Regions from separate parts of the Mus musculus genome. Here all the other regions are linked to region 3. A link is a loop called in an ENCODE intact Hi-C map of the cell type or tissue named here. Cell type or tissue: heart. All regions are shown on one strand. Each heading gives the region's core, and the rest is flanking DNA. Links, peaks and the distances in the headings are about the cores only. Region 1 has its middle 25 kb from the start of Gm51556. Region 2 has its middle 17 kb from the start of Gm51556. Region 3 has its middle 59 kb from the start of Gm39264.

Evidence for each region. Hi-C counts contacts between places; a loop is a spot of excess contacts. Peaks named below come from ENCODE experiments on the same cell type or tissue, not always from the same donor. Only the 100,000 strongest peaks of a DNase experiment are listed, where the experiment ranks them.
Region 1: a loop joins it to region 3, with 1.9 times the contacts of the local background. A loop is called at or near these places in 2 of 42 quality-filtered maps.
Region 2: a loop joins it to region 3, with 2.3 times the contacts of the local background. A loop is called at or near these places in 4 of 42 quality-filtered maps.

What each region holds. Positions count from the first base shown.
Region 1 is chr8:120,460,504-120,471,139 of GRCm38, forward strand. It overlaps a transcript of Gse1 not described here. Among named protein-coding and RNA genes, the nearest start is that of Gm51556, 25 kb to the right of the region's middle. In heart, for the core only: no CTCF peak of the experiment used is centred there; DNase peaks (open chromatin) are centred at 5,446 and 6,079; H3K27ac peaks cover 2,648 bases; H3K27me3 peaks cover 1,321 bases.
Region 2 is chr8:120,502,503-120,513,138 of GRCm38, forward strand. It overlaps a transcript of Gse1 not described here. Among named protein-coding and RNA genes, the nearest start is that of Gm51556, 17 kb to the left of the region's middle. In heart, for the core only: a CTCF peak has its summit at 4,266 (motif pointing left); a DNase peak (open chromatin) is centred at 2,689; H3K4me3 peaks cover 1,330 bases; H3K27ac peaks cover 2,604 bases.
Region 3 is chr8:120,398,569-120,409,204 of GRCm38, forward strand. It overlaps a transcript of Gse1 not described here. Among named protein-coding and RNA genes, the nearest start is that of Gm39264, 59 kb to the left of the region's middle. In heart, for the core only: a CTCF peak has its summit at 6,145 (motif pointing right); a DNase peak (open chromatin) is centred at 6,186; H3K27ac peaks cover 1,578 bases.

The DNA of each region.
Region 1 (10,636 bases), core at 3,886-7,885, 61 kb after region 3:
ATACCTCTGCCTCATCTGGTTCCTGGAGCTTGCCCTTGGCATGGAGTGGTACTCAGCAGGGAGGGGCAGGCGGCCACAAAGTCCAGCTGGAATCCCTTCAGCCCCCTGGAGCCCAGCCGCTCCTGGCACAGGCCCAGCATCTGGGACTCAGTGGCAGCCCAGCACAATAGAAAGATGAAGCGTGGGTTCCCGGGAGCTCAGGGGCCTGGGCCTCACTGAATGTCTGCTGTGTGGTTTAGTAGTGATCAATAGGAAAAGACAGGGCTCTGAGTAAACCCAGGATGACAGCCAAAGGCTGGGCCAGAGCCATGCCTGTTTCCCAGGGGGAGAGGGCAGAGGTGTACCAGCTGAGCAGGTGAAGTTGGAGGAACATAGTCCCTCTCCAGGTACCCTGCAGCCAGGTTGCACAGAGCTCTGAGTTCTCTATGGACAGGTGGGGGACACACCGCCACCTGCAGATGAGGCCATTTCTGTGCCTCAACACATAGGAGAGGAGCCATTCTCTCACCTCTCTCCTGTGGAGCCTTGAGCCCTGCTGCTGGTGAGCGACCAGACTGTACCATCCACCGTGACCACATCTGGATGTCTTTCCCAGAGGCACATCGGTAGGGCAAGCAGGGGATGGTGTCGGAAGAGTTCAGGGCCAGCCCCTTCCTGGGCCCAGGTTGGAAAGCAAATTTGGCCATGTTTATTACTGGTCTTCCTCCTGGGCCCGACCACCTCCTGCAGTATCCTTAAGATTAAGTCTGTCGTCCCTGCTTGGAAACCGGTTGGAGTTCCATGAACCTTGCAGGGCTACATCATACTCACCTCTAGGAGAGACAAGGAAGAAGAGAGACAGGACGGAAGCAAGGAAGGCAGGCAGGAAGGAAGGAGAAAGAAAGGAAGGAAAGAAGGACAAAAGGAAGAAAGAAAGGAAAGAAAGAAAGAGAAAGGAAGGAAGAGAGAAAGGAAGAGAGGAAGGAAGAAGAGGGGAGGAAAGGAGAAGAGAAGAGGAAGAGGAAGAGGAAGAGGAAGAGGAAGAGAGGCCTTTCCTGATCTAGGGGAAAGAAATAGAAAACCCACCAGGCAGTGCTTTGATCCCAGCACTCGAGAGGCAGAGGCAGGTGGATCTCTGAGTTCGTGGCCAGCCTGGTCTACAGAGTGAGTTCCAGGACAGCCAGGGCTACACAGAGGAACCCTTTTTCTAAAAACCACCCCCCCAAAAAAAAGAAGGAAAGAGAAACCCCTAAAGCCATATATCGGAGTTTGGCCCCACTTCTCTCCTGAGCCTCATCCCGTCTGTGAGGTGCACAGTAGGATCGGCAGGAACCAAAAGTACCTCAGCTCCCAAGAGCTCTGGGAAGCCCTCTGGTTGAGGACATTTGATGCTGGGGCCACAGCCTGAAAGTTTCCACAGGCTCTCTCAAGCCTGACACCGCTGAGGAAGCCATTGAAAATGATTAAAAATAGTTCCCTCCCCGCCCCCCAGGTCCTGCCTGCCCCCTCTGCTGATCCGCCGCCCGCCCCAGGCCAGGCAGCATGAAGCCCTTTCTTTCTCTTCTTTATCTCCCCAGCGGAGCTTCCTACAGCGGTCATTTCATTTCATTTCTGGTCTTCCGAGAGTGACATTTACATATTAATATTTTCCGAGGGAGTCTCGCAGGCTGCAGCAAGTGTCTGCCTCGTGGCCTCAATAATGTGAGCTAGATAAAGCTTGGCTCCTGGGTGAATCACAGCCAATACAAGCCTGTGACCGGGGAGGCCGAGATGTTCCCTTTGGCATGTGGAGCAGCGCTCGACAACTGATTCAGTACCCTGTGCCCCCAGCGTTATCTCCACTCGCAGAGGGCCTGTCTTTGTCAAGTGCCCTGCCTCCCCACACTTTCCGCCCCTGTCCCCAAGATGCACTAGGGACAAGCTTCCCAGACTGGATGCTCTGACAGATGTGTGAGCTGCAGCCCCGGCACAGTGAACTGCCAGCTGGATTATCTCTCCCTGCAGGGCCTGCCTGGGATGGCCGCTGTCCCAGCAACGTGGGAATCTTCGCCTCCGGGTCCCAAGTGGGCCATGAAGCAGAAGGGCCTTGGTGGTAACTGACAGAGTCAGCTTTCTCCGGATGCAAGGGCTCTTGAGCGTGGGAGGTGGGAGAGGGAACCAATGTGGCCTGGGTCCTGCTGTGTGCTGTGCCATCTCATTACCTGTGAGTCCAGGAGGTACCCGTCACAGCGTTTTACACCAGAGACCCAAATACCAAGAGGTATTTGTGTGACGGGGCTGAGGTCACACAGCTGGGAGCTAAGGCTTAGTCACTGTGAACCTACTGAGCCTCCAGCCCCAGCCCTGTCTTCAACCACCCACTACCCTCCATGACTCAATTTCCTTTGCAGGAAAATAAGGGATATAGAACACGCCAGAGCTGTGTCTTATACAAGAGTGAAAGATGATTGATTTGAAAGGCTGAATGTGTCTGGGGGTTCAGGGGTTACATTGCCAGTGTACACATATATAGCAGCGCCCCAGATGTATGCCTAAGTTTGGGGATGTGTTGAGGTATACGCATGTGACATAAAAAGGATTTGTCAGGCGGCTCGCTGAGTTCGAAGCCAGCCTGGTGTACAGAGTAAATTCTGGGATATCCAGGGCTACATAGTGATATGCCATCTAAAAACAGCAACAGATTCATTCTGTAGCCGAAGATAACCCTTAACCTCCTGACCTGCTTTCTGTACTTTTGAAGTGTCAGGGTTACAGGTGCACCACCATCATGCCGGGTTATGGGATGCTGGGATGGAGCTCAGGACTTCCTGTAAAGCCGTGCAAATACTCTGCCAACTGTACATTCCCAGCCCTAGAGTGACCTGTGGTGCTTCTTCTCTACCCCCGTATCCACATGGACCATGATAGAGCCAAGAGACTCCAGAGCTGCCCCCACCTCCAACCCCCCACCCTGGGGCTCAGAGCACCAGTCACTTCTGGGGACACTCCCGGGACTGTCTTAGTCAGGGTCTCTATTGCTACAATGAAACACCATGACCAAGAAACAAGTTGGGGAGGAGGCAGCTCATTCGGCTCACAGGTCCGCAGCACTGTTCTTCATGGAAAGGAAGTTAGGACAGGAACTCAAGCAGGGCAGGAACCTGGAGGCAGGAGCTGATGCAGAGGCCATGGAGGGGTGCTGTTTACTGGCATGCTCCTCATGGCTTGCTCAACCTGCTTTCTTATAGAACCCAGGACCGCCAGCCCAGGAATGGCCCCACCCGAAATGGGCTGGGCCCTCCCACATTGATGGATGGCCCCGCCCACCATGGGCCCTCCCGCTTGATTACTAAATGAGGATATGCCCTAGAACTGGATCCCATGGAGGCCTTTTCTCTACTGAGGCTCCTTCCTCTTAGATGACTCTAGCTCAAGTTGACACATAAAGCCAGGCAGTGTTGGGTGTCTGAGACCTGTGGGCTGTCTCCCTTCCTCAGCTATGACCTCATCAAATCACTGTTATCCATCATGTGTGATCAGGAGCCAGGCGTGCCCTCCAGTGTGGGGCTTCCCCAGGGCATGATGTTTTCTCTCACACCCTCTGAACATGCCAGGGCTCCTGTGTGCCTCCATGTGGCCTGTCACATGTCAGGTCCCTCGGTGGGGGAGTTTCCACCCAAGTTCATTGTTCGGTTCAGAAGGTTAGATGCTTAGCGGGAGGGAGCCTGGTACTGTGAGCAAGGAGTCTAAAAGTAGTTTTGTGGTTTTTTGGTTTTTTTTGTTTTTTTTTTTGGTTTTTTTTGTTTTTTTTTTTTTTTGGTTTTTTTTTGTTTTTTTTTTTTTTGGTTTTTTTTTTTTTTGGTTTTTCAAGACAGGGTTTCTCTGTATAGTCTTGGCTGTCCTGGAACTCACTTTGTAGACCAGGCTGGCCTCGAACTCAGAAATCCATCTGTCTCTGCCTCCCAAGTGCTGGGATTAAAGGCGTGCGCCACCACCGCCGGCTTTTTTTTTTTTTTTTTTTTTTTTGAGACAGCATTTCTGCTTGGCCTGGACTTGCTGTGTGCTGGGATTCAGGATACCTGGGGCTTTGTGCATGTTAGGCAATGCTCTACCAACAGAGTTACATCCCAGCTAGATAGTAAAGTGTGTCTGGACTAGATTGTCTGACAGGCAGGATCTGGCCTTTTCTCCTCAGGATGGCCTTTTGTGATAGCCTCTGGGCCTCTTTAACCAGCAGCGTCCAAGCTGAGGCTCTGCCCCCATGATGTCACTGCCTCCCCAATGCCCTTTCCCCCACAGTCTGACATGCTGTGGGAATTCAGACCTCAGCAGAGTGTCTGGCAGGCTCAGGCATCTCAAGGGGAGAATTCGTACTCCTCTTAGGAACTGTCCTGGGCTCTACTCCTATTTCAACTTCCGGCCTGTCAGGAGGCTGAGAGCCCCTCCCCACACCACTATCCCTTTGCGGAAGAAAAGGCTTTTCAGGCACCTAAGAGAGTCCTCTCGAAGTAGAGAGGATGCTTCCTAGTTGAAGGACCCAGGCATGATGGGCATCAGATACCAACAGTCCCCAGATGTCTGGTCAAGCCCTTCCAGAGACAGCCTGGAAGACACTGGCCGAGTTGAACATTGTTCAGGGCCAGGAGGCCTGGGGTAAGATTGGCCTAGTGGAGCAGTTTGTCCAAGGTCTTCCTGAGACCTCTGGGTTCAGTACAGTCCCAGAAGACCTGCCCAGCAGCTAGTGACCATTGGCTGCTGTCCAGGATTGATTTGGGGGGGGGGGGCTCCCAAGGCAGGGCAGAGGACAAAGAATACTGGCCCTGGGGGCTTGATTTCTGACTTCATGTACACTTAGACCAGAAGGAGCTTTGAGTGGTACGATCTCCTTTAATCCCAGCACACAGTAGGCAGAGGCAGGAAGATCTCTTTGAGTGCAGCCTGGTATACACAGTTCCCAGACAGCCAGGGCTTGCCTAGAGACCTTGTATCAAAATGTAAAATAAACCTGACAAGAGACCCTCACCTGTGTGCATGCCTCACCCATACCCTCACATTGAGGAGCCTCACCTCTGCCCACCTCCTTGACATCTTGGGTCTCTTCCTCTCTGGCAAGGATCCTGCCCCAGGCTCAGCCTATGGTGTTGAGAGGCCTAGGTACCAGCCCCACTTAACCAGATCTCTGCTTGTCTGGGAATGCTCTGAACTCCAATCTAGTCTTGCGGCTATCTCTGAAGTCCCTTTTGGATAGGATCAGGTTTCCTTCTCCTCCCTCCTCGGTGCTCCCATTTGAAGTGGGGAGCGGGGTGTTCCCCCTGCCCCCCTTGAATCAGGGAGGATGACTGTGGGGGGCAGGGACTGTGCTTGGCAGAGGTTTCTCTGTCAGCTTTCCCACTTAGTTACAATGCGGAGCCTGCTGGCGCTCAGCCCAGGGGGTCGCTCAGGGTTTCCACATAGCTGTTTTAAGATCTTGTGCTAATGAGGCCCTGGCAGCCCCAAGATCCCAGCAACTGAGTGTGCCAAGGAGACTGGACAGCGTTCACATTTCACATGCCTTGACGGTCCTGGCCAGCAGAGGTGGCTGGGAAGTTCCTGCTTCTGCCCTCCCACCTCAGCCTCCTCGGAATCCTCAGAGGCCCATGGGGGGTGGAGGGGCATTTGGAAGGCAGACCACACCCACTCTCTCAGCCTTAATTTCCCTGTGGGCCTTAGAGCTACCTGGGAGGTAGGAGCTGTAAGGACTCTGGGGCTTGCCTTCACTCACCCCAGCCTCAGAGTCTCAATAGTACCTCTCTCCCTCCCTCTCTCTCTCTCTCTCTCTCTCTCTCTCTCTCTCTCTCTCACACACACACACACACACACACACACACACACACACACACACCCCGCTTCTTCCAGGTCCTATTAGGTGTGGGAAATACTAAGAAGAAACCACTTCTCTATGGAACCTACTCATCTGCCCTGTGCCACACACCCCACCCCCCAGAGCTGTGGTCAGGATCTGCCACAAGGCCTCTTCAGTTCCGGGCCACGCTGAACACCCTCTATCACACCTTTGCGTGATAGGTGGTGGTCAAGCGGCACGTACCCATCCTGTAGCTGGGAAAACTGAGCTCCTACGGGCCGCCCACAGAGGGAACGGGAAGCTACGGAGTCTTGGGCCTCACAGTAAGCTTTGCCTGTGATGTAGATGTGTCAGATGCAGTGCGGGTCCCCTCAAAGGCAGCGGTGTGTTGGGTGATGAAATGGTCTTTGGGTCGGGAGTATCTGGGAAGCCCTGGGGGCTGATTAAGGGAGCCCAGGCTGCCTCCTGCCCCCAACCCAGCAGCTGGGGATGATGCAATTCCTAGGAAATAGTGGGGCAGGGTCCTCTGAGTGGTTCTGAACCTAATGTAGGTTTCAGGGGATAGCCCTGGCAGGCTCCCTGTCCACTGCAGGAACCTGAGAGTTCCCCAGGGGAGGGCTCCCACACCTGCCTGACTGCCATCACAATCTGAGACAAAGAAGGGCAGCCAATCAGGAGGGCCCTGAGTGGAGGATGACACTGTATCTCCAACCCTTGAGTGCCCAGCTTGGGCTCTGTGTCCCCCACCTATACTGAGGGACCAGCTGCTCCCTCTTGGAATTAAAGCTCTCAGTTGGAGACTGCTGTTTATGGAGATGAAAGGCTCCATCCCCCAGATTCCCTAGTTTCCCCAAAGCTGGCTGGCAGGCCATTCGCTCTCTGGAGGGAAGCTGGGCCAGGCTTTGTCCCTTGGAAGTCACCAATGAAATGAAGCCTCCTCAGAGTTCAGGCCTCATGAGCAGAACACCAGGAATCCCGCCTGCTGGTTGCCTCTTGCTAGCTGTGTGTCTCGGGAAAGGTCTTCAGCTTCTCTGGGCTACCATCTAGCTGCTCCTGAAGTTTAGGATAAGAGGCATGTGGTGCCAACACTGGTATGTGGCAGTCACTGTGGATGGCACCCTGGGCCCAGGAAGGCACCCTGCTCTACAGCCTGTCACACAGAGGCTCTGCAGGTGAAGGAGGAAGTGGGGGACTCCAGAAGAGTCCTGAGGCACATGGGTACCTGGTGGAGATCTTGTCCATCCCTCAGGGGACTTGGCACCACAGGCACATGCCACTTAGACCTGCTCACATTCCAGCCTAGGAGTCTGGGTCAAACCTGGGATTTAGCATGGAGTGTGCTCAGCTACCTGGCAATGCTGGCTCTCTCGGCTTTTCCAGGCTCTCCCAAAGCTCCGCACCACCTGCGTAGGGCCCACTAGTGACTCACAGTGTGAAGATTTGCTCGGGAGACCCCGCCCTCAGCCGACCTGGATCCCCTGGGGGTTGCCATCATTTCCCACAACCTCTGCTGCAAGTCACCTCTGGGTTGCATCACTGTCAGCCGCTACACCAAGCAGCCACTACCCACACACCTGTGCACATATGCAGGGCCTGGGCTCTGAGGGATTTGGTGGGTGCCTGTGGCATCTTTACCCTGGTATGAGAGAGGTCCTCTCCCTTAGAGATACAGGCTGCTGTCTCTTCCCTTGACCATGGACTATTACTTCAGACTTGTAGGAAGGCTGTCTGCATGATCTGAGGCTGCCTAGGGCTATGGGGGACAGTCAGTCCCAGACCTGTCTTCCTCCTTCATTGACCCTTGGTCCTGGTACATGATGGGTCGGCAGACTTCCTCGGGGTGGGATACCAGCTAGAGTCACACACAGAGCCCAGAGTTCAGGTTTCCATCCCAGGTACTTGCATGTTTCACGAGAGCAAGGTGAGCCATGTCTATACTGTGTATATTGTTCTCAAGATGTCTTGATTGACATCTTGTCTTCATACTTGTTTGCTGGCCCTAGTCAAGCTACTGAACCTCTCTGGTCAGCAGTTTCGTCCTCGGAAGCAGCTGTAGCAATAGTCTTTCCTTAAACGTTAGTACCTGTACCCAGACCTACCGGTGTGAAGGTGGTCTTGGTTGGTCTATCCATGGCCAAGCCTGAGTCCAGCTCAAACCTCCTGCCTACATCCTGGATGCCTCTAGGGGGAGGGATGGGCTGAATTGACCTGACCCAAGGAGCAATTATGGATGCCCCTCTTAGTGTTCCTGATATCGTAGCTCCAGGACAATAGCACCAGGCTGAGCTGTATCAAGTATACAGATGATACTTGGGCCTCGGTTTCCCTCCATAGCCTGCAGGCTCTCAACAGCCAATGCTCCAGTTCTGACAATCTCCCTGTTCCCCCTTGTGCCCAGCACCCTATGAAAAGCCTTCCTGGCACCAGCTGCATTGACCACATGCTAGCTCTGAGACCCAGACACAAGCCTGGATCCTCATCCCATCTGTCAGATGAAGGATAAGGTTTACAGAGGGACACGGGGGACCCAGGCTTGACCCCAGCCTTTGGCGGTTGCAGATGAGGCAAGAGGGGGTGGCAACACACTGACATCAAGTAGCCAGGACCCCTGGAGTCAGGGTGCAGGGTCCTGAGGTCAGAGGTTTGCAGACAGAGGCTGGGAGCAGGAAGATGGGACAGTACAGAAGCAGCAGGGGACAACACAGGAAGGGGGTTCCATGAGAAGCTGTTGACAAAGCACTTTCATCTGGGCAAGATGAAGGAGCCTGTCTCCTGCTGATCTCCAAGGACAGACAGGTTAAGAGGACTATCATCTCCTTCTAGAAACCAGAAATGGTAGTTAGATTTTTTTAAGATTTAAAAATTTAAATATATATATATATATATATATATATATGTATGTATGTATGTATGTATATGTATATATGTGTATATATATGTATATATGAATATATGTGCATGTGTGTATATATACTTATATGTGTGTGTATATATACATGTATATATGTGTGTGTATGTGTGTATATATACATACACACATAAGAGCACAGTGCTCACAGAGGCCAGAAGAGGTTGTGAGTCTCTGGAGCAGGAGTTACAGGTGGACATGAGCTGCCATGTGAATGCTGTGAACTGACTTCTGACCCTCTTGCTAGAGCAGTACAGGCTCTTAACCACTGATCCATCTCAGCAGCCTCCGGCAATTAGCTTTTAACCTGCTTTGCCATTAACTGGGAAAGGCCATCCTTTGTTGCTGGGGGTTGTTGATGTCCTAAGAATTCCACTGGGCCAGGTTTTTTTGTTTTTTTTTTTTTTCAGGGTAAATTAAGACTTATCAGTGTGCAATCAGCTCATCTGTTATAGTAGCCGCAGTGTGGATGGTAAATTAAGTTCAGAGTAGAGGTGCCAGAATGGAGTTATAGAAATGCTACCCAAGGGGTAGGATTTGGGGACCCTCCCTCCCTGCCTCCATGGATCTCCTGTGGCATCCAGGTGGTCCAGAGGAGGGGCCGGTTCAGTGGCAGGAGAATTCAGATATGCCTGGAAGTTTGGTGGGCAGTGCCTGCTGCTCTCCTTGCCTGTTCCGGGGACGGCTCACCCGTGTGCGCACCCTCTGAGCAGATAATAAGTTATGAAGACAGATGGATGGTGTACCATCATGTATGAGCAACCTGCCTAGAGCTGCCACTGGACCAGAGCAGCCGGTGTCAGGTCCAGGATGAGGGTCACAGGCCCAGAGATAGCACCAGCCTACAAAGGAGGCAGTGGTCGCTTACTAGGGTGTGAATGCCTTCTGCAGGGGACGGGGTACTACTCCCTCTGAGGAGAGTTGTTAGCTATAAAGCCCACGCACATGACATCTAAAGGAGAGTCACATCAGCTGCCCACAAAGATGAACCCAGAGGCCAGCGAGATGGCTCACCAGGGACAGTGGCTTGCTGCCAAGCCCTGAGGACCTGGGTTGGATCTCCAGAACTCACATCATGGAAAGAGAGAACTGCCACTTTTTCAACGTGTAGTCTGACTGCCACACGGTGCACCGCGCGCCATACACTCTCACATGTGCTCCCCGCTCCCCACCCCACCCCCAATACTGAGTAAATATGATAAAGAATGAAAATGGGAAATGGTTGTGCATGAGGGAGGACGTGTATGGGGCGCGTGTTGGGAGAGGAGGGTCACTGCAGCTGGAAATGAAGGGAATAGAGAAATGTTGCTTCGAGTGGGTTCTCATCATGGTCTCTACGGATAGATTAGTTTGCCTGTGAGGTGTGTGGAGGAAGCAGGCATCCAGGAAGAGGGGTGGTTGGGGGAAGGAAATGGAGGGTGGGAGGAGGGGGAGCACAGGTGAGAGGTGCTGAGGCAGAGGAAGGGCTGGGAGAGTGCTAAAGAGATGGGCAGGGCTTGGCAGTGGTGGCGCAAGCCTTAAATCCCAGCACTTGGGAGGCAGAGGCAGGCAGATTTCCGAATTCGAGGCCAGCCTGGTCTACAAAGTGAGTTCCAGGACAGCCAGGACTGCGCAGAGAAACCCTGTCTCGAAAAACAAAAACAAAAACAAAAAGAGATGGGCAGGGGTGAAGAGCTTATAAGACCTTATAAATTGCAAGCTGTGGAGGCCAGGCAAAGTGCCCTTCCAGGCTGTACAGAGACATCGGTCCTGCCCTGGGGGACACACAGAGAGACAGGAGAGTGGGGTGATGTGAAGGCTAAGGATGGGGGTGAAGGGGGTTTCGAGGGAGAGCTGTTGTTCCTTTGTGATGGTGACTGTGATGGCCACTAGGGTGATGGGATGTCCTGTTGTGGATGGCCGTCCCATCTAGGTATCGTGTTGTTATC
Region 2 (10,636 bases), core at 2,383-6,382, 100 kb after region 3:
GTGGAACATGTTGAGAGCCTGGGGACACCGTGGAGGTACCCGTCCACAAAATGAGGAAATAAGGTTGGGTGTGGGCAGGAACCCCCAAGGGAGATAGTTTCTTTAAGGAAGGGGTAGGCCCACTGTTGTGAGTGGGTCGGCTTTGCCTCTTCCAGGTGGCCCCTCCCCCTCCTCTCCAGAGTAGGTTTGAGGCAACAGAGCTGGAAAGAGACCCCCAGCAGGGGTTCCCCAGTGCAGTAGCCCCTCCGCAATGCCATAGGATAGGTGCTAATAAGGTCCCAAAGGGGGACCCACGGGTCAGTGGAACATTCTGGGTGGGAAAAAAAATACAGGATGAAGACCTAAGGCATCCCAGGAGAGGAGGGTGGGATAACAGCCTAGAAGTGGGGAGGTGGGGGTAGGGGTGTTACCTGTGTGGGCTGGGGGTGTGGGGAAGATGTTTATACTTATGGGGGACTTGGATTGTAGATGGCGACTGGAGGGGTGGCTTCTGTGGATTCATTCATCTAACCTTAGCCTCACACTGAAGAAGAAAGTGTGCAGAGACTGAGCTGTCCGGGACAGGTTGTACAACCAGTCAGTCAGTGGTAGGGCAGGGTTTAAATTGTGCTGGTCAGATTGCAGATGCCTTTTCTAGCCTCTCAGCTTTCTTACCCCCACTACTGCAGGGTCCTGACCCCAAATGCATGGGCTCTCCGAATCCCTTTTTTCACGCATGGCCCAGAGCTCCATCTCCGTGGTGGGACACAAGTCCACCGAGATACTGACTCCTCTCTTGGCTCCCATGAGCCCACGTATGGCAGGCAGGCCTTGTGTGGACAGGGTTCATTTCTTCGAGTTGTGGGCCTTAGAGGCTGGTTCTCAGGGTCATTAAAAGATGCCATGTTCTGTCTGAGCCTCGTTGTCCCCGTAGCACAGTGGAGCCTCATACCAGCTGGGCGTGATGATGGCTTAACTCAGGCACTCAGAGATAGGTGAATCTCTGAGTTCAAGGCCAGCATGGTCTACAGAGTGAGTTCCAGAACAGCCAAGGGTACACAGAGAAACCCTGTCTGGAAAAACAATACAAACTTTGTGAATTCTGGGGTGTTCGATGGCTGTGTTCAGCACAGGCCCAAGACCAGAGCAGGTGGCCCAGAGGTAGCAGCTTCTGTCCCCCAGGAGACAAGGTTTCACTGTGTAGCCCTGGCTGTCCTGGACCTTGTATGTAGATCAGGCTGGCCTCAAACTCACAGAGATCCAGCTGCCTCTGCTCCTGAGTACCAGGAATAAAGACACCTGGCAGGTTGTGCACTTTTTTTTTTTTTTAAGATTTTATTTTATTATTATATCTAAGTACACACTGTTACACTGTAGCTGTCTTCAGACACACCAGAAGAGGGCATCAGATCACATTACAGATGGTTGTGGGCCACCATATGGTTTCTGGGGATTGAACTCATGACCTTTGGAAGAGCAGTCAGTGCTCTTAATCACTGAGCCATCTCTCCAGCCCCAGGTTGTGCACTTCTTGTCCGTAAGGGTCTGTGTGTTTCTGGGATGGAAATTTGGGAGAAATTATTCCTGTCAGAATTCCACCCATAGAAAAGAGACCACAGTAGGGACAGTGGGTGTTAGAGCCACTGTGTTCTCATCTCACAGTAGGGCAGGCCCAGCACCAAGCAGAAACAGGACCTCCATGGTCTCAGCCTCCCTTGAGCATAGTCTGGAAGAGACCATCCCACCTTGGTAGCACGGGAAGGCCCTGCCTCCCTCTGCCCGCTGTGACAGGCAGGCCCCAAGCTGAGTTGTTCTTGGAGGATGTCCAGCTGGTCAGAGAGCTGGCCTGGCTGCACTCCTTTGAGAGAGGAAGCTATCAAGGGCCGGCCATGGGAGTTGTAAGGATAAATGGCTCTCCCTAGCAGGCAGCCAGAACGCCTCTCTCCTGGCTAAGGAAGAACCAGGCCTGTGAAGGGCCCAGTGCCCACTATTCAGCTATAGCCCAGAGATGGAAAACCACTTGCCCGGGGGGTCACACAGCACTTGGAGGCCGGAGTACAACCAGGAATGCTCCTGGCAGCAGCTGTGCATGTTAGCAGCTCAGACATCCTTACTGCCCCTGTCACAACCCTGCTGTGCTTATCCTGGAAGCCACAGCCACCCAACCCATGAGCTGTCTCTTGTCTCTCCTCGACTGGACAAGGCCCAGGGGTCAAGTCGCAGGCGTGGCTGTGGCCTAGAGAGGAGGCCCAAGTTACACACCCCTCTCCGGACTACTGCGCTGATGCTAAAGGGTGCCTTTGAACAGTGCATACCCAGGCAGCTGCCCTCTTATGGCTTGGCTTGGATTGGAAGGGTTCGCTCCACCCCCAACCCCTAACCCCACCCCCCACCCCACCTCAGACCCCTTGGTGAGCCCCGCCCCCCAACACCACCGTAGAGCTCCCAGGGGTGGCTCAGCTGCCGCCAGGGTGAGCGGGAGCGTCCTGAGTTGTGGTCCCCCACCCCCGCAGTTCCTTGTGTCTGCTCTTGCTCTGCCCACCCCAGTGCTCCTGCGGGTGCAGTAAGCTTGGCCTGAGCCCCCAGCAGGCCGCGGTCCCCTTACCCTGCCAGCCAGTTGCTGGTCTTAAAGGTTAATCCCCACTCTGTAGCTGGATCCCAGCCCCTCCCGCCGCAGCCCTTTCCGCCCCAGTTAATTAAATCCGCTCGGCTATTGTCAGAAGAGAAACTCGGGTGTTTATTGCGCCTCCAGAATGTCAAAGGCTCGCACGGTTTGAAGACATGCTGGCAGGGAATAGCCCGAGCATATGTCTACGAGGCCGGGGGCAGCCAGGCCACTGCCACCTCCGCGACCTGCGGCTGCTGCTGCTCCGGCTGCCGCTAACTGCCTCCCAGACAGGCACTTGACAGGGCCTCATGTACCAGGAGAGCCCTGGCTGAGCCCCCGGGGAGATCAGCTCAGCTCATAAATATCCTGGTCCCTGAGACTGCTTCACCAAGAGGAATTTAAAACGCAGAGGAAGGAAATAAACACAGACCCTCCTCCTGCACCACAGGGTGGGGAGCCCCTTAGAAGACCCTGAGGGGGCGGCTTCCCCATCTCTCTCTTTCTCCCCTCCCCCGTATCCTTGTGTGTGTTCACGTTTTATTATTATTGGGCAGAAGCACATGGCTAATTGTGATTTTCCCCCCCTCGTGGAGTGGGGCGTGAGATGGATGCGTTCATTTTATAGGGATTTTTTTGTTGTTCTCCCCCCTAATAATAACGCTTTAAAGATGTTTGACATGTGTAACTAACAGCTGGTTTCCCGTTGTGGAAACTGGCCTTTTATTTCGAAGCAGGTTGAACTGTCATTAGTGGTATAATTAGGTGACTGTCAGCGTAGAGCAGAAAGCTGCTTAATTGTAGAGACGGCGTTGCGAGGGCTCCCGTCTTTTCATGGCTATATTTGTTTTAGCTGTTTGAATTTTCATTGTATTTTGGCATTTGGTATGTTGCCTCCGTTTTGTTGGGGTTTTCTTCTCTTCCTGTTTTTAGTGCGTCTGACAGCTGTGTTCATGAGCGCCTGGTCCTGAGGACAGCCGGATCCACGCAGGCGGCAGTACCAGAGCCAGGACGCTGGTCCTGTACTCCCGGGCCCAGGTTGGAGCCAGGAACAAGGCCAAGTGAAGGCCGGCCACTGGCACAGACCTGACCTCCCCAAAAGGCCACCTGAGGATTTTATCCCTCGGCACAGGGTGTTGGAAGGCAGCATTACAGTGTGAGTTGCTAATATGTAGTGAGGCTGGGGGTTGCTGGGTGGCCCCCCAGCTCCTGCTGTGCCCGCCATTGTGCAGGGTCTTTGATGGAACCAGAGTTTGAAAACAACCTGGCTCTATGAAATCTACAGTGCTGTCTTTACAACGTAAAAGCTGGGTTTACCTCTGTCACCTTTTGCCTGGCCCTGAGCCGAGCTAGCTACAGGTGCAGTTTGCTCCCCAGTGCTACCTTGGGACTCCTTCTCAGATCTGGGTGCTGTGTGGGTCTAGGGAACTGTATTGGGTCTTGGATGTTAAACATGTACTGAGAGGTACTTTGTGGGGTACTATGCAGAGTCTGGGGTGCTGTGCAGAGTCTGGGGTTCTGTGTAGGGTCTGGGGTTCTGTGCAGGGTCTGGGGTGCTGTGCAGGGTCTGGGGTGCTGTGCAGGGTCTGGGGTGCTGTGCAGGGTGTGTCTGCTCTGTGTTAGGAAGGATGTAGGAAGTATCTGTCTGACCCCTGCTGGACGGTTGCACACTTTCCCTGGGAGCCAAGGTGCCTTGCGGTGGGTGGCATCTGTCACTGAGAGGCATGCCACAGGAATCACAGCTGCCCTAATGTTCCTCAGGCCTTTCCCTGACCACAGGAGGTCCCAGGTGAAGGACCTCAATGTCACCCTGCCTGGGGTATCACAGACAGGAAGTAAGGTTCTGCAGGCCAGGTGACCCACCTCCAACACCCCTGCACTGAGTTCCTTCTGTGGTGGGGAAACTTGGGGTCCAAGTCGTGAAGATATTTGTGGTGAGGAGGAATAGGGGTGAGAGGGGGGACAAATGTAGACTGAATCCTTGTGGAGAAGTAGGGTGTAGATTGGGGCTTATGATGACAAAAGTTACAGGGCGGCAGGGGAGGGGGGATTCAGGTCAGCCAGAGCAGAACACAGGCCTGACAGGGAGAATCTCTTGTCCCCAAACCCAGTTAGCCGCAGAGACATCTGACACCCCATAATCCTTTGTGCTACACCTAACAAAGCTGGGGATTTATTTTATTTCATTTATTTTATGGTTTTTCGAGACAGGGTTTCTCTGCATAGCCCTGGCTGTCCTGGAACTCACTTTGTAGACGAGGCTGGCCTCGAACTCAGAAAACCGCCTGCCTCTGCCTCCTGAGTGCTGGGATTAAAGGTGTGCGTCACCACACCCGGCAAAGAGTTGGGAATTTTTGAGTACCTGCTGTATACCCCCATGGAGGCTGAGTCGCCCTCCGCCCACCCATGTGTCCATTACACAGGGGAGGGAGGGAGCCCCAGAGAGAGACCCAGGCACTGGCAGGACCTAAGCATAGGACAGAGGCTAAGGGTCACTGTTTCCCAGGAATAGTTCTGCACAGATGGTCAACCTCTGCCTGACTTGAGAACTAGATTTCTTCCTACCCGTAGCCAGAGGATTCAGGGAGAAGCCAAGGTTGATGAAGGCCAGAACTCAGGTTATTGACGCCTCTGGCTCCTTGCATCTCCAGTGGGGCTCTCCAGGCTGGTCTACAACACGTCAGCTGTTGCTAGTGGATTACTACCTGGGCTGACCTCCACCCTGCCTGTGAACAGGATGGTTTGGTGTTGTGCAGTCCGGGGGTGCTGCACAGAGTCTGGGGGTGCTGTGCTAGATCTAGGGGTAGTGGGTGGGGCCTGGATTCTGTGCGGGGTCTGGATGCTGTGCCTAGGTCTGGGCTGCTATGTTGGGTCTGCAGGTGCTGTGCTGGGTCTGAGGATGCTGTGCGGCATCTGGGCCCCAGGATGCTACAGCTGTGTGTCCACCTCTCTCGCGCTTTTCCTCAGCTCAGTAGCCTGGCAGTGGAGGCTGAGGCCTTTGTTCTCTAGAATCAGAGGCAGTGATGGGCCTATGGTTCTTGGTAAGGCTGCCTTCTCCCAGCCTGTCCCTGGTCAACAGGCTGCTGGGGTCGGTGGAGGCGTCTCTACCATGGAATCCTAGTCTCACCTGGGAAGTGGCCCCAGGGTCGCTGCTGGCTAGGCCTCTCCGGAGTTTTATGGCAAACAGATAGATGACAGATGGACAGCTTTGTTGCTTTAGTGCAGGATGGAAAGTTAGACCGTCTCCCCAGTGATAGGCTTCTCTGGAACCCATATGGACCGGTTTTTCTCTGGCCACACCCTTCGCTCCAGTGCGACAGGTGCGTGCGTGCATGGTCACTGTTACCAGCTTTCATCTGCAAAGAGCAGAGTCCAAGAAGGGCTGACTGCCTTGTGCATGGCAATCATAGAGGTGGGATTCAGACCTGGGCCTGCCCCTCCCTAAGCCTCAGGCCTCTTGGTCCACTAGGTGAAATGAATTCCCAACTCCGTCTCTCTCTAAGACGGAGCTGGGAATTCTCTGGGGACTCTCTCCTGCTCCGCTGTGCTAGCCATGATGTGACTGTGTGGTCCCCGCAGCCCCTGTACACACAGCTTCTTGCTCATTCAGACCTCCCCACATCCAGAGCCCCACACCCAACACTCTCACCCTTGTCCTTGTCACCCTGACCCATCATGTTCCTGTCCATGTTTTCTTGCAACACCTTGGAGCTCCTGAGACCAGGAGTGGGGTGTCTCCCAGCGGAGCAATAAACTCTCTCCAAAATGCTTCCAGCTCATGGGTTCTCCTCTGCTGCTTGTCTCCAGCGTGGTACAGGTGCCCGCACAGTGGCACACAGCGGGTGCGTGAACAGCAGGAGCCAATCAGTTGGATGATCAGCCTTTGGACATAGTGAGTACATTCCATAAGTCAGTTGGATGGAGGGAGTAAGTCAGTAGGGAAACCAAGGTTTAGGGTTCTACCTGTGTTGGGCATCCCTTCCCTGGACAGACAACTCTGTGAGAGAAATCCCAATAGCGTCAGCTTGGGGCCACGGCTTCAGGGTGCCACAGTGGGTAGGGCCAGGGCAAGGAAATAGTGAAGTCCTCTCTCGAAGAGCAGTCCACCAGAGGGCCCTCCCAGAGGGCGGGGCTTCTGCCCAGAGCAAGGAAAAGGCTCCGGGAGACGGACCCACCCACTTCTATTGAAGCCTAGCTGGGGCCAGCTCTGGGGTCCTGCCAGACACAGCAGTGCTTTGTATCCAGGCTCCTACTACAGCCACCAGGGTGGGGGCGCTTTGTATTGTAAATTTCCATGGAGAATTATGTCTTAATGTATGGTAATCCTCGGACCTGGGGGCTGTGCTGTCCTTACGCCTGTGGGAGTCTAGACCGCCCCTGGAGGAGGGCTGGAGAGCGCAAGTGACGTGTGGGGGTCAAAGGGGCGTGTCCTGGAGACCCAGGGATTCCCTGAGTTGAGCTTTGGGGACCCTCTGAAGCAGGTTGTCTGGCCTAGCTTCCTGCTTATTGGCCAGCCCTCCAAGGAACCTGACTCTGGTTTTAGACCAGAACTGGCCTTGGGGCTCTCTGCGTATCAGGTACTGGCTCCTGATCCTTCCGTGCTGGGAGAACACATGACTTCTTGGCTCAGCTTAGGCTCGGAGTGAGCGACGCTGTGCCCCTGCCCTATGGGGGAGCGGGGGTGGATGCTAGGGTGGGTGTCGGGGCTGTGGAGAGATCCAGTGATCCGGCGTTCAGTGGCTTTTTGCTCAGTCTCTAGAGAAAGGGGGACAGCCCGGGAGCTCCCCTGGGAAGAACAAGCCATGTGATCAGATGACAGGTACCAAGGCCCTGGGGCTGGGGCTTGGCTTCTGTCCCAAGCTGTGGATTTTCCTGCTCTTGAATGGTTCTTTGGATATTTATTGGAGTCAAGTTGCTGTAGGGGAGCAAAGAAGCAGAGGAGGCTGTGGGCTGGTCGGATAGTCCAATCTCCCAAGTTGAGCGACTGCTGCGGGTAGGATGCTGATAGGGTGAGTGAGCTCAGCAGGGGAAGAGCAGGCACTGGACATGGGAACCATGAGGAGAGGGGAGAAAGCCACAACTGCTACCACCGCAGAAAGGGAAGAGTACTTTGGGGCCCCTCCCCCTCCCCCTCCCCCTGGCGGTCTCCTGCAGTTTAACCTTGCTCTGCCTTCTGCCCCCTCTCCTCCCTCCTCCTCCTCCTCCCCTCTCTCTTCTTCCTCCTCTCTCCTGCCCCCCTCCTCTCCTTCCTGTCGTCCTCTTCCCCTTCCCTTCCCCCTGCCCTCTCCCCTTCCCTCTCCTTCCCCTTCCCTTCTCCCTGCCCTCTCCCCTTCCCTCTCCTTCCCCTCCCCCTCCCCCCTTTAGCCCCACCCCTGCCCCCTTCCCCTCCTTTCTGCCTCTCTCCCTCCTGGCTTATTCCCCTGCTTCCTATCTCCTTTTCCTTCTTCCTGCTCCCTCCTGTGCACTGCCCGCCCCCTCCCCCCACCCCCTTAAGTAGCATCTGTTTCAGAAGCCAGGAATTGGCCTCTACACACACTTTAGCCATCTTCCCCATCCCTCCCAGGAAGGCTGAATCCCCCGCTGCAGAAGTGAGGGGGCCTGGCAGGGTGTGTATGTGTGTAAGACACACACACCCCAGCATTCTGCACCAAGACTGCCTGCACCTTAGTCCTGGACTAACTGCCTCTAGGACTGAGGAGGGCACCCCTGCCATGTTCCCACAGGTACGTGGTGGCCTGTGCAGGAAGCCCTCCTGTTATCTTCTGGTCCCTCCCTGAAGGACCAGACCCATTGCTAGAGGGGCAGGCGATTTTTGGAGAAGGGGGTGGTGGTATTAGGTGATCAGACCCACGGCTAGCCAATGAGCTCAGCTCTGCCACCAAGCTGCCCTTTTGTTGTGTATTTTGAGATTGAGTCTCCCTGGAGTTTCCCAGATTGGCCTTTGAACCTACTATGGTCCTCTTGCTTCAGCCTCCCAAGCAGCCTGAGCCACCACAACCTCATACTTGGAGGGAGGGACCAGTGTGGGGGAGGTACCCTAAGTTCCTGAAACATAGGCAAGTTGACTGCCAGGAGATAGGGAGGCCAAATTGCCAAGCCGGGGAAGGTGGTGATAGATGCTAAGCTGAGACAGGATGAGAACTGTTCACCCCTAACAGGCCTGAGCCCCGTAGCAATGGTCGAGAAGGGCTGGAGAAGAGCTTCCCAGAGTGTGGAGAGATCCAGCAAGCCTTCCATGGGAGCTCCACCAGGCTGGGGAGGAGACAGGGGACAGGGGACTTGTTGCTCTTGGCTACATATTGAAGGACAGGCACCAGGGACACTGGTGCCTGGATCTTTCTGAGCCTAGGGCAAATGAGACTGATTTCTTGCCTAGTTCTCCTGCCTGCTTTTCATTACCTCGGCCTTCTAGAGCAGGAAGGATGGAGTCCTGCCCCCTCCCCAGCCGTCAGCCCCCAGAGAGGTGCCCAGCGTGTATAGAAACACAAGCCCCCTGGGCTGTGTTTCCCATAGGAAGGTGGGGCTGGCCTGGAACTCTGCATTTTCCAAGTCCCCAAGAGGATTATAGGAAGCAGATCCTGCAACATGGGCTGTCTAGGGTGGAGATGCCAGGCTTTCCCCGGGGGCCTCTGCTCTCACTCTAGCTGTGGCAGCAAGAGAGGCGAGAACACTCGGTGCCCCCCCACCCCCCAGCCAACAGGAGCCTGGTGTCATCTCACCTAGCGCTCTGAACCTGGCAAGTGTGTGCAGATGCATTTAGCACCCGTGCAGGCTTTGAAAACATTCCCCCTCTTCCCCAGGGTGGCAGCACCCCCTGATTAATGTGTCTCTGCAAGAAGGAGCTTGCCAGCATTCCACATGACCTTGGCTCCCAGCGCCTCTGCCTTCAGGGTGGGTCTCAGCTGCCGAGGTTGGCTGGGGTTCAGAGGTCAGGGAGACCCCCCCTAGCCTTTGAACAGCGAGTTCAGAGTCAGAGGTGGGGTTCTGGGATTCTCTTGGGGGCCCAGACAGTACCAGGAGGACCCAGGCTAAGGGCATTTCCCTGCGTAGCTGGCGTGTAGGGTAGTCTTTGCTCTCTCTGCACGGGTCTCTGCAGACTGACACCTGGGCCAGCGTACCCCAAGTCCAGGCCTCTGTGCTGATGGAAACAGAGTCTGTTCACAGTTCAGGGTATCTGGGACGGGGATGGCCTGTCTCACACCACACCCTTTTCTCTTAATGCCTTCTCCTTCCCTGGATCCCGTCTGCACAGCCAGCCCCACAGTTGGTCGACTGCTGCCTTGTCACTTAGCTGTTCTGAGCCAGCGACCGGGAGGCCCCGCAAACTGTGGCATTTGCTGAGCGTAAAAATTCAATTAATTCCAGAAGGCAGATTAAATATAAGTGAGTTTTAATAATTTGCTGTAAAGTCGGAGATTACTGTGGGCACGAAGAGAGGAACACACGTGTGTGTGCCTGAGCAGGCTGGCACAGCCCCAGGGACCCAGCTGGGGATAGGCTGGGGTAGCTTCCTGGAGCCTTGCTTCCCCCCACCTCGCCCCCAGAACACTGCCCTGTCCTCGAGGGGACCCCATCCTCTGAGATGCTTACCTGAATTCTCCAACTGAGATTTGGGAGGACAGCAGACCAAGAGTAGCCCAGCCTTCAGGAACTGAGACTGAGAGCCCTGTGTATCTCACTGTGAGCAGGACCCTGCTCCTCAGTGGCTTCCACCCCCAGACTCACCTCTCTCTGCCAGTGACTACTCAGTGTGTTCTTAGGTCAGGGTCTAGCATGCTTTTGCTTTTATACCTTTTTAATTTTAATTTTAATTTTCTTTCAATAATTTATTTATTTTTAATTCCCTTTACATCCCGATCGAGCCCCCACCTCTCCTCCCAGTCTCTCCCATTATCCCCTCCCCCCTCTTCTCAGAGAAGGGGAAGCCCCCTTGGGTATCACTCCCCCACGGGATGCCAAAGTCCCAGCAGGACCAGTTACATCATCTCCTGCTGAGGCCCAACCAGGAAGTCCAGGTAGGGGAAGGGAAGCCAACATCCAATGGCAGGTAAG
Region 3 (10,636 bases), core at 4,376-8,375:
GCTGGGACTGGTACCCAGTGAGTTGGTATGGCCATATCCATGAGTGCTGCGGGGGTGCGGTGGGAAGGGAGTCCTATAGCAGCAGCCTGTAACGCGCCATCAGAGAAGACCTGGGGACCATGGACAGGGACTACAAAGCCAGCCAGGCCAGAGCCCAGGTGAACAGACATTTGCCAAGCAGAGGAGGAGCCATGTTGAATGTGAGTGTCATGTCTGTCTGTCTGTCTGTCTGTCTGTCTATGGGCACATCAGCCCATCGCCCACCCATGACTCTTCTTGTGTCTTGGAGCTGAATCTCTGACCCCAAGGGTGCTTCCTTGTACCTTGTCCTCTAGATAAGGCCCCTTGGACCATCTTTAGGGCACATTTTGTAGGTTAGGTATGGCCAGGAAGTTAGCCCTAGCCCCTGTGGCCCACATTGGGCTTAGTCTCAGGCTGCAGTCCAGTCTGGTGTCCAGCTGTGACATGGGTGAAGTGGGACCCACCCTGTCCACTCAGCACAGATGACAAGAGCGCCTCAGAGATAACGTTGGCACAAATGGGATCCTATACTAAAGGGATGTAGCGCCCATCCTCAGGGACAGCTGTCCACATCTGTCTTCTGTCCGTCTATCCGCTAGGGAGGCAGTAGGGCATCTGGCCCTCAGGCCCAGGTGGGACAGTAGTCAGAGGCTGTGCCCTAGACATGCCTACTTCCTTGAAAGTGGTAGCTTAAGGTCCACAGAGTGGGAGTTGTAATTCACAAGATATTTAACAAGTTGGCCCTGACCTCAGCCATGAAAGCGGCTCACCAGGCTCGGGCTTCCGGATGTCAGGGTGTGGATGTGTGGACACGGGCCTGCTGAGCATGCGCCGTAGGCCACATGTGAGCCCGCAGGTGGGTGGGATTCACCCGCTGGGCCTTCCAGCCCCACCCCCTCCCTCCCTGCCAGCCCGCCAGGATCTTGCTCAAACACTTTAAAACAATCTAAAAGTAATTATTACGAACAGGCTGCTTGGAAACACCTGCTCCAGCCATCCCCCGGAATCGCTGATGTGCCCACGCCGAGCCCTGACAGGCACACGGCGCCTTGCCCCCCCGAGTCGCCAGATGCCGTGGTGCCCCCCTCGCCGCCCCACCACAAGCCTGTGATGCCAGCACGACCCGCGCAGCTGTCGCTCGCAGCCATCAGCGGCAAAATCATCCCCACGAAGTCATACATATGGAACATCGTTGCTGCAGAATATTTATTTAAACATGTGTCAGGGCCCCTTCGGGTGGCGGGCGGGCTTCGTCTCACCTGCCAGGCAGCTGGAGCCAGGCAGACAGAGGGATGCCCAGGGAGGGGGTGCTAGCATTCAGCTCTGCTGTGACACCCTGGGTGGGGCTCCATCCCTGCCTCCTCCTGTGTCCCTGCCTCTTCTTTCTCGGTCACAGCTGTAAAACAGCTGTCAGCTCTTTCCCCCCCAACCAGGGGACAGGAACCCATGCGGCAGCTTCACAGAGTGGATTTATCACAGGGCACTGTCAGACAGGCGTTGTGGGGGTCACAGGTAAAAGGAAACACAGAGAAGTGTGGAGAAAGTACCTGCAGGAGACAGCTTTACCTGCAGGCTGGGGAAGAAATCAGACCCACAGATTCAGGCCGGCTTTGGAAGAGGGTTCTTCTAGGATGGGGCTGTAAGGGTGACCTTGAGGGGACAGTTACCAGACATCAGGTCCTTCTAGTGAGTGTGCCCTGGAAGCCAGCTGCAGGGATGAGGCAGTAAAAACAGTGTCATTTGTACACTGCCACCCTACCATCTCCATGCCAAACCAAGAGAGCCAGCCACCCTCAACAGAGCCATGCAAGATTGGCGTGCTGAGCTATGTGGAACAGCCTCTGCTCCTGCCCTCTTATGTCAGGAAAGAGACATTTGGTTCCCATTGCAAAGAAGAGAAGACAGAGGCTAGGTGGGAACTCATAGCAAGTTAAAAAAAAAAAGTGGAACCTGAGTGAGCTGGGCCAAGGACTTATAGTGCTCATAGCTGTTCTCAGAAGGGGAAACTGAGGCATGGAGGGGTGAGGTGATCAGCTTGTCCTGACTAGAATTTATTCTTTATGTAGACATAATTCATAACCTGCTCTGCCAACTGTTTCTCTAAGAATGAGTGGGTGGGTGGGTGGGTGGATGTATGATAGATGGATAGATAGATAGACAGATGGATGGTTGGATGATGGATGGATGATGGGTTGATAACTAGACAGATGTTTGGAGAAATAAAGGAATAGAGAGGTAAAATATTGAATAGGTGATAAGTGGAGGAAGGGAGGGAAGAGTGGATGGTGGACAGGGGATGAACAGATTAGATGATGGATGGATGGACAAATGGGTGGTGGGTGGGTGAGGAATTGGACAAATGGGCAGATAGTGGGTAGGTGGGTGGGTAGATGGGTGAAGGTTAGATAGGTGGTTGGTTAAACGACAGATGGGTAGATGATTGGTTGGGAAAACTGAGGAACGGACAAATGAATTGCTGAATGGATAGATGGATGGGCAGGTGGATGGTAGCAAGCACCTTTAGCTGCCGAGCTGGCTCATTGACCCTGCATGGATGGAAGGAAGGAAAGCAGGGCCATGAGTCTCAGCAGGTTGTTAAGGCTCTGAGTTCTGAGTATCTGTAAACTCAAGCAGGTGGGCTCCAGGATGACGCTGACTGGGGCCATGGGGGTCAGGTTCCTTCTGTGTGGTCCAGGCTTTGTAGCCAGGCTACACAGATTCCAGGCTTGACACCACTGCTCACTAGCTCTGGAGCTCTGGATAGTGGCTTCAAAGCTCACCTATGAACTAACTGGGTGTCACAGTGGCACATGCGCTGTCCTCCCTGGCAGGGTGCCCAGGATCCTCTGCTGGGAACTTTAGTGTTGGTACCTGGAGCTGCTGATCCTGATTTTCTCACCTCAGCAAGGGGACCTGGGTCCCTGTGGGGTTAATTTTCTTTTTGAGACAGGGTCTAAGGTAGCCCAGACTGGCCTTGAACTCAGATAGTTAATGGCAGCCTTGAGCTTTTGATTCTTCCCACCTGCTTGGTGCTGGGATCGCAGGTGTGCACTGCTGTGCGCTCTGCCTGGTTTATAGGATGCTAAGGCAAGCACTCTAACCACCGAGTCTCATTCCCAACTGCTGGGGTGACAAGCAGACTGTAAGCTGGCCCCACAGAACAGTCTCTGATCAGGTACCTGGCTGATGGGTAAGCTACTACTTCAGGGTGCTCCATTTGAATTCACCCCAACCCCAGTTGTGGTAACCCAGGAATCTGTCCCCAGACGGAGGAGCCATCTGGGGAAGGTTAGTGATCGGGAGCAAATACTTCTGGCCCCGAAGATAAGACCTATGAACCTGGGCACTAACAGCCACGGGGAAGCCGTCCTTGTCTCCTGTGTGTGTACTGAGTCTGTACCCTCTTCAGCTACTGGGACTGGAGGTTGGGGATCGCTGTGCCAGTGAGAAGACTCAGTAGGTCTCAGAGCCCGGTAGCCTGAATTTGATCCCCTGGCAACACACAATAGAAGGAAAGAATGGATTCCCAAAACGTTGCCTTCCAGCCCACACGAGTGCTCTGTGGCATATATGTGTGCATGTGTGGTGCATGCACACACAAAAATAAATAATGGCTGGGTGGTGGTGGTGCACGCCTTTAATTCCAGCACTTGGGAGGCAGAGACAGGAGGATTTCTGAGTTCGAGGCCAGCCAGGTCTACAAAGTGAGTTCCAGGACAGCCAGAGCTATACAGAGAAACCCTGTCTGGAAAAACCAAAAATAAATAAATAAATAAATAAATAATGAATGAATGGATGTAAAGATTTGTTTTTCAAGAGCCCCTCCATCCAGCAACACATGGCAGACATACACAGTGTATGACCCATGTGTTCATGACACTCCGCAGCTCTGGAGTCCACACCTGCAAGCCATATGACTCACTGTGTATGGATCTAATCCACAGATACCAGAGGGGCCAAGGTAGGCTCCTGTCCCTCCTCAACTTGCACAGCCCAAGGCACATCTCCGCAGGTCCAGATGTGCAAGGTCAAATTCTGTGTGTGGCGACCATCTTGTAAAGTCAGCCCTTCCATCTTATACCTGGAGTGCAAGGAGCACCTTGGAAGGATGCCAACCCTGGACAGGGCCAGATGGTTACCTAGAAACATCCTCCAGGAGTCGGAGGGCACAGAGTCTAGGACTGTTCATCCCACGGGGCTCTTGGGCAGCTCTGACACACTCTGTGTAGATCACGCTTACGGTGCCTTCATCTCTAGAGACAAAGCCAGAGTCCTCACACTGGCGGTCGGCCGGGCCTCATGTGACCATCCTGCACCCTCCAACCCTCCCTGTGTCCCCTTACTCAGAGCTCAAGCCTATCCGGATCTGCCCCGGCCCTCTGTGCTTGCTACATTTGTTTCTCTGCAGCTCTCTGTCTCTTTCAGCACCCAGCTTCAACCAAGCCTCCCTCTTAACCTCAGGAATCTCTATCTGGCGCCCCCCCCCACCCCCCACTCCCCCCTCCCCGCCTCCATTTTCTCCAGCTTTGGGTCCCAGAGCACAAGGCCAGGGATGCCTGCACTTGCTCTCTGGCTCCTTGCTAGACCATCAGCTCCATCAGTAAGGTGTTCTGCTCAGTGCACATCCCCATGACTAGCAACAGGGCTAAGTGCAGAGTAGATAAGAAGCAAAGCCAGACTAGCATCATGGCACACACCACTAATCCCAGCACTCGGGAGGCAGAGGTAGGCAGATCTCTGTGAGTTCCAGGCCAGCCTGGTCTACAAAGCACGTTCCAGGACAGCCAGGGCTATACAGAGAAACCCTGCCTAGGAGGAGGAGGAGGAGGAGGAGGAGGAGGAGGAGGAGGAGGAGGAGGAGGAGGAGGAGGAGGAGGGGGAAGACGAAGAAGCCAAGATAAAGACAAAGGAGCAAGACAGTATGGGGGCTATCTCACTCACTTTGCTTCCTGGGTACCACAGTATGCCAAGTCTAGCATGGCCACACCCGTAGCATCCTAGGCCCCAGATGCAAGCTTGATACGTTGTTACAGTTCCTACAGCCCATGATGCAAGAGCCTCTTGCAAAGATGAGGGAACAGACACAGGGTCACCACAGGGAATGAAGTCTGCATGAATATACAGTGAAGTGGTAAGATGCACACAGAGCTGGCCGGAGATGTGGCTTGATGGGTGCTCACATAGCAAGCCCAAGGCCCAGGGGCCTTCCTCAGCTCCTCATAAACCGGCATGGTGGCCTGTCTGTCATCTCAACACAAGAGAGGCAGGGATAGGGATAGAGAGGCAGAGCGGGGATCAGAGGTTCAAGGTCATCCATAGCTAAGTAGCCTGTGCTGTATGGAATTCTGGGAGAAAGGGAGACAGAGGGAGAGGGAGAGGGAAAAAGAGCACACCATAGTGACTTATGTTAACAGCTAGAGGCAGACAGGAAACCACATAGATCTCTCTCTCTCTCTCTCTCTCTCACACACACACACACACACACACACACACACACACACGAGAAGAAACTTTCAAGGTGACAGTCAACCCAGCCAGAGCTCCCCTAACCCAGAGGAGTGGCCAGGAACAGCAAGTTTCTATGGTACTTGGGTTGGAGACCGAGGCTGCCTCCCTCCACCCAGGTTTCTGTGCCTTGCTTGAGAACCAGGACGTCTTAGGACAGTGGCTGTCAACCTCCCTAATGCTGCTACCCTTTAATACAGTCCCTCATGCTGTGCTACTGTTATGAGTCCTAATGTGAATAACGTGAATATCTGTTGTGCTACCCCAGAGGGGTCGAGACCTCCAGGTTGAGAACCTCTGCTCCAGGACCAGCAGAGGGTCTCTGAGGGTCTCCTAGCCTGGCTCACAGGTGTGTCTGCCCCAGGCCATGGCTCTCAGCTAATGCTACGTTCCGACGAGAATCCTGGAGTCCAGATTCCTCTGTTAAATTTGATTTTGTTTAAGACAGCATTGTCCAGGCTGGTTTGGAACCTGAAATCCTCGTGCCTCCGCTTCCCAGCAGCTCAGCTCTCTAGTGTTGACGTACTCTGAAAGCACAGTTCTTAGGTGAGAGACACAGCCCACGGCTGGTCAGCTGGCCTCACTCTGATTCCAGGCCTTTTCTCTTGGGGGGTGTCTTTGGCCTCCAGGGGGCGATGTGGAGCCCTCAGCATCTGCCTGTCTCCCCTCTGACCCTAGGCCTTGCTTGACCTGGCTGCCTCTGTTCTCTCAGAGCTCTCCCAGCCTCTGTGCAGGCTCCTCCCAGCCCACCTGGGCAGGCAAGGGCAGCACCCAGCGCCCAGCCACCCACACGCTCTCCCCTGACAGCTTCATCAAGCCCCCACCATCCGGGCCCATTGTTCATGACATCTGTTTCAGTAAGTGATTAATTGCAATTAGTGAGCGATTTGAAAGCCCTGGAAAAATACTCAGCAGAAAACTCATCAAGATTAATGAGAGGCAGCCTTTCAGGGAGGGGCTGGAGACCCACTGCACAGCAGGGACCCAGCAGGAGCATCCCCACCTGGGCAGATGTGGAGAGACACTCTCTGAGGAGATGACACCACCTTATGCCCTAACTCACCCCTCCTCCCCCATCAACCACCCTTGGGTGATTTCTCATCCAAATGCATTTATTTATTACCCACTAATAGGCTATTAATAAAGTCCTGTGAGTGTGGTAAGATAAGGAACTGAGGGCAGAGTGGATGGCCAAGCTTCTGGAACATTCTATCATTGACTAACATGGGAGGGCCTGAGCGTGAATCCTCCTGCAGGGAGATTTCTGGGAACCAAGGGTGAGCAAAAGACAAAGCGAGAGTCAAGTCCCGGCTGGGTGCCCTGCTTGGCACATACTTGTCACTCTAGTGTTTAGGAGGCAGAGGCAGGAGGATTGCTGCAGGTTTAAACCCAGGCTAGTCTTTGTAGTGTGAGTTCCAGGACAGCCAGGGCCACCAAGAGTGAGACCTTGTCTCAAAAAATAATAATAAAGAAAAAAATAATAGCTGAGAGACATGTCTGTGACTGAGATCTGGCTACACCACCTTGCTTTCTCCACAGCCTTCCAGATGCCCAGGGTCACATGTCTAGAAGTAAGTGGGTTTGAGGGTGGTGATGGTGGATGATGGATGGATGGATGGTGGATGGATGGATGGATGGATGGATGGTGGATGGATGATGGTGGATGGATGGATGGTGGATGGATGGTGGATGGATGGGTGAATGAATGGATGGGTGGATAGATGGATGATGGATGGATGAATGGTAGATGGGTGGGTGGGTGGATGGATGGATGGATGGATGGATAAAAGTGAGTTGGATGAGGGATTCTAGCTGGACTTCGGATACTCGAATGGATAGATGGAGGGAGAGAAGGGCTGTGATGGCTAACAAACAGTGGTGATGGGCTTCTTGTGGATGGTGGGGACATTAGGTGACTAGGTGGATACACAGTAGTGGCTGGCTAGGCAGGTAGACAGCTGTTGGGTGACTCAGTAGTATAAGGAAGGAGCGCTGTAACCCTTCGAGGGGAAGCACCCTCATGCTTGTTTCTCCGGTGCCAAAGGACTGAGCCTGGGTGTGACTGACTGTGGCCCAACCCCTGACCAGAGGAAGCTGAGGCCCATGGGTGGGAAGGACTTTGTACAGTCAGTCACAAGACTTACTGTGATAGGGTTGAGGACAGTGCTTCGTTCCGACAGCCTGTGAGGCTCCTAGAGAATGCCTGGGTCCCCTCTTCTCTGTCTCTATGGTCCAGGTGGTTCTTGGGCACTTAGACAGGCAAGGACAACTCCCTCCATGGCTCACTCTGCTCTTAACATGAATCCCTTGCAAATGTCCCACATTCTTAGAAAGTCTGTGACTCACTCGTAGGTTTGACTGGCAAGCCGCACAGATCTTCCATCGCCGTCTTCCCAGAGTTGGAAAAAAAGCTCACACCACCACACCTGGCTCTGGGGATTCCGCCCTGGTCGTTTTGCTTCTGTGGCAAAGCAGTTTATTCAGGGCTCGAGTCTCTCCTCAGCCCAATGGGAAGGGACTCTTGCCCACATTTATAGACAAGGACACCAAGGACCAGGGAGTTGAATATCTCTAACAACTCCATAGCTCCAGGCAGTTCCAGCCTCTCTATGTTCCCCTGTCTGAACTCCTAGAAAGAGCCACCAGTCACATGAGCCCCTGAGGTATCGCAAGTGCTCACAATAGAAATGTTGGCGTTTTGATGGTTTCAATGGACTTACCATAAGGCCTTTCATTTCATTTCTTGTAGGTTAGGCAAAGTCCCATCAGGGAGGGCAGCAGGCTGCAGATTGGCCTGCAGATTAGCTACTCTGCTTCCCCTATACAGATCCAAAGATGGCGCCTTTCGTTGCCGGCTGCCACCCTGTCTCTGGGATTCTGAACCTGTCACAGCTGTAGAACTGTGTGTTCTCTTTCATCTGGCATCTGATGTCATGGGAGGGACGGAGCCTGTGGGCTCATGGGAGTCACCTGGGAGGGAGAAGACTATGTGGGATGCCCTGGTACCTCACAGTCCTCCCAAGTGATGCACAGACCTCTCTCCTCTCTGCGGTGGGCCAGGCCAGCTCAGACCCACATGTGTCCTGGTCTCTTAGAACTGGCTGCACACATGTGGCCAGTGTCCCCACACAGGAATCCAGGCAGAGGGATTCCTATGTTGGAGTGGATGACAGAGGGTGCCTCCACTCCCCTGGGCCCTATCTGTCCTGCCTGTGAGGACGGGTGCTGGGTGCTGTAGCTACAATGTCCCCTGTGGAGGCTCTGCTGGGCAGCTTCCTGTGAAAACTCTCTATCTCCAGAAGCCTTTCAGAAATTGGGACTAAGGTGGCTGGGGCCTCCCTCAGTCCAGGGTTAATAGAGTCTGTTCAGATCTACCCTTAATGCTATCTACAAACTGCCCAGAGATCTCAAGACCTGAGCCTCAGGTCACACAGCAGCCACTGGCTCAGCCCTATGCTAACCCTAAATTCCGGCTCCCGTGTGCAAGCCTGTCGTTCGTCCATCCACACCCTCGTATGAATTTGTCAACCTGCTGTCTGAGGCATGTTGCTTGGGTACCGCCTCAAGGAAGCAGAATTTGGTACCCCCATGGGACAAAGATGAATCTCTGGGGTAGGATGTGCCCTCCCAGTGCCCCCTGGAGGCCTGGCCAGATTCACACAGCCCAAACTTCAAACCCCAGAGAGAGACCGAGAAAGTTCCCCCACTTGTGACGGGCAGGCCGCCGGGAGGTGCTAACCATCAACACCTGTGAGGCTTCAGTGCTGCTAGGCTGTGCTGTGACTGCAGAGGGAGCCACAGGCCCGGCCCAGCCAGGACTAGCCCCATCCACCTCGGTGGGCTCCTGGCAGCGGGGTGGGCTGGAGACATCTGGTGTGAGTGAGTGGGACAGGAGGGGGTCAGGCCACTGAGTGGCCCTCCCCTCCTTATTCACCCCTTCCCTGTGACTTTTGGCCTTGAACAGATGGCAGAGGTGGGCGGGGCATAGCTTCTCTCACAAGCTACCACACCCATGAAATTCCCCATTAAGGGAAGGGAGGGGGAGGCACGAACTAAGAAGTGGCCTGTTCAAGGGGCCTGTCCACACAGCCTCTTCCTACCATCTGACCACCTCATTAGAGGCCCTTGAGGGGACTCCTGGGGTCACAAGACCCTCTGTGCCCCTCCTCTAAACAGCCCCCATTCCCCGGAGGAAGTGGGGGCCTTTCATATGTAAACAGAGAGCTGACCTCAAGGAAATCACTCTCCCTTCCTTGATCTCATGTCTAGAAAGCCCGAAGAGGCCAAATGCCAGGTCCCCTGCTGTCCCCAGGAAGCCATATGATGCCTGGGAGGGAAATGGTAGCAGGGAGAGCGGAAACCAGCTCCCACACCACCCGCACTTGTGAGGGATCAGAGCCCAGGAAGAAGCAGCCCACGGATGCCCAGATGCCCATCAGTCATTACTTGGGCCCTGTCCCTTGCCCTGCCTGGGCTTGTGCCTCCGGTACAGAATGCAGACATACATACATCCATTTCTCACGTTGTTTCCTTCCAGGCCTAGGGCTAGCCAGCAGGGGGTGTGCGGAGACTCAGCTCCCCTTTGACCCTTTAGCTGTTAACATCTTTGTACAAGAAAGAGCCTGGAACTTTCTGGGGGTTCTGTGGCTAGAAAGTTCTCAGCACAGGGCGTACATTATAAAGAGCCATCAGAAGCTCAGGCCTTGGCCACCATATTCCTGCCTGTTCTCTTGCCTCCCTGTGGTTCCTGCCCCTCCCCCTCCCCTGTGGCTGGAATAGACAGCACACCTGACAGTCAGAGCTTCTGCCACCCCCAGGGTCCTGCAGCTTTGTTCCTGTTCTTTTGGGTCTCATCCTCCAGAGATGTAGAAAGGAAATAGGATGCCCTGGCAGGAGCTCCTGCTGATGCCTGGGACCCTCCCTTCTTGGCACCTCCCTTAATGCATGTGATGTCTGTGAGTCGGAGGCCTGTGGGCCTCTCCCAGGCCACAGAGCGGCCTGGAATGTGAGTGCGATCGGGAAACTGAGGCCCAGTTTCTGTTGATACCCCTTACCAAGGCTCTGCAGTTAGGCAGTGAGAGACCAGAATTTAGTGCGTGCAGTTGGTCTG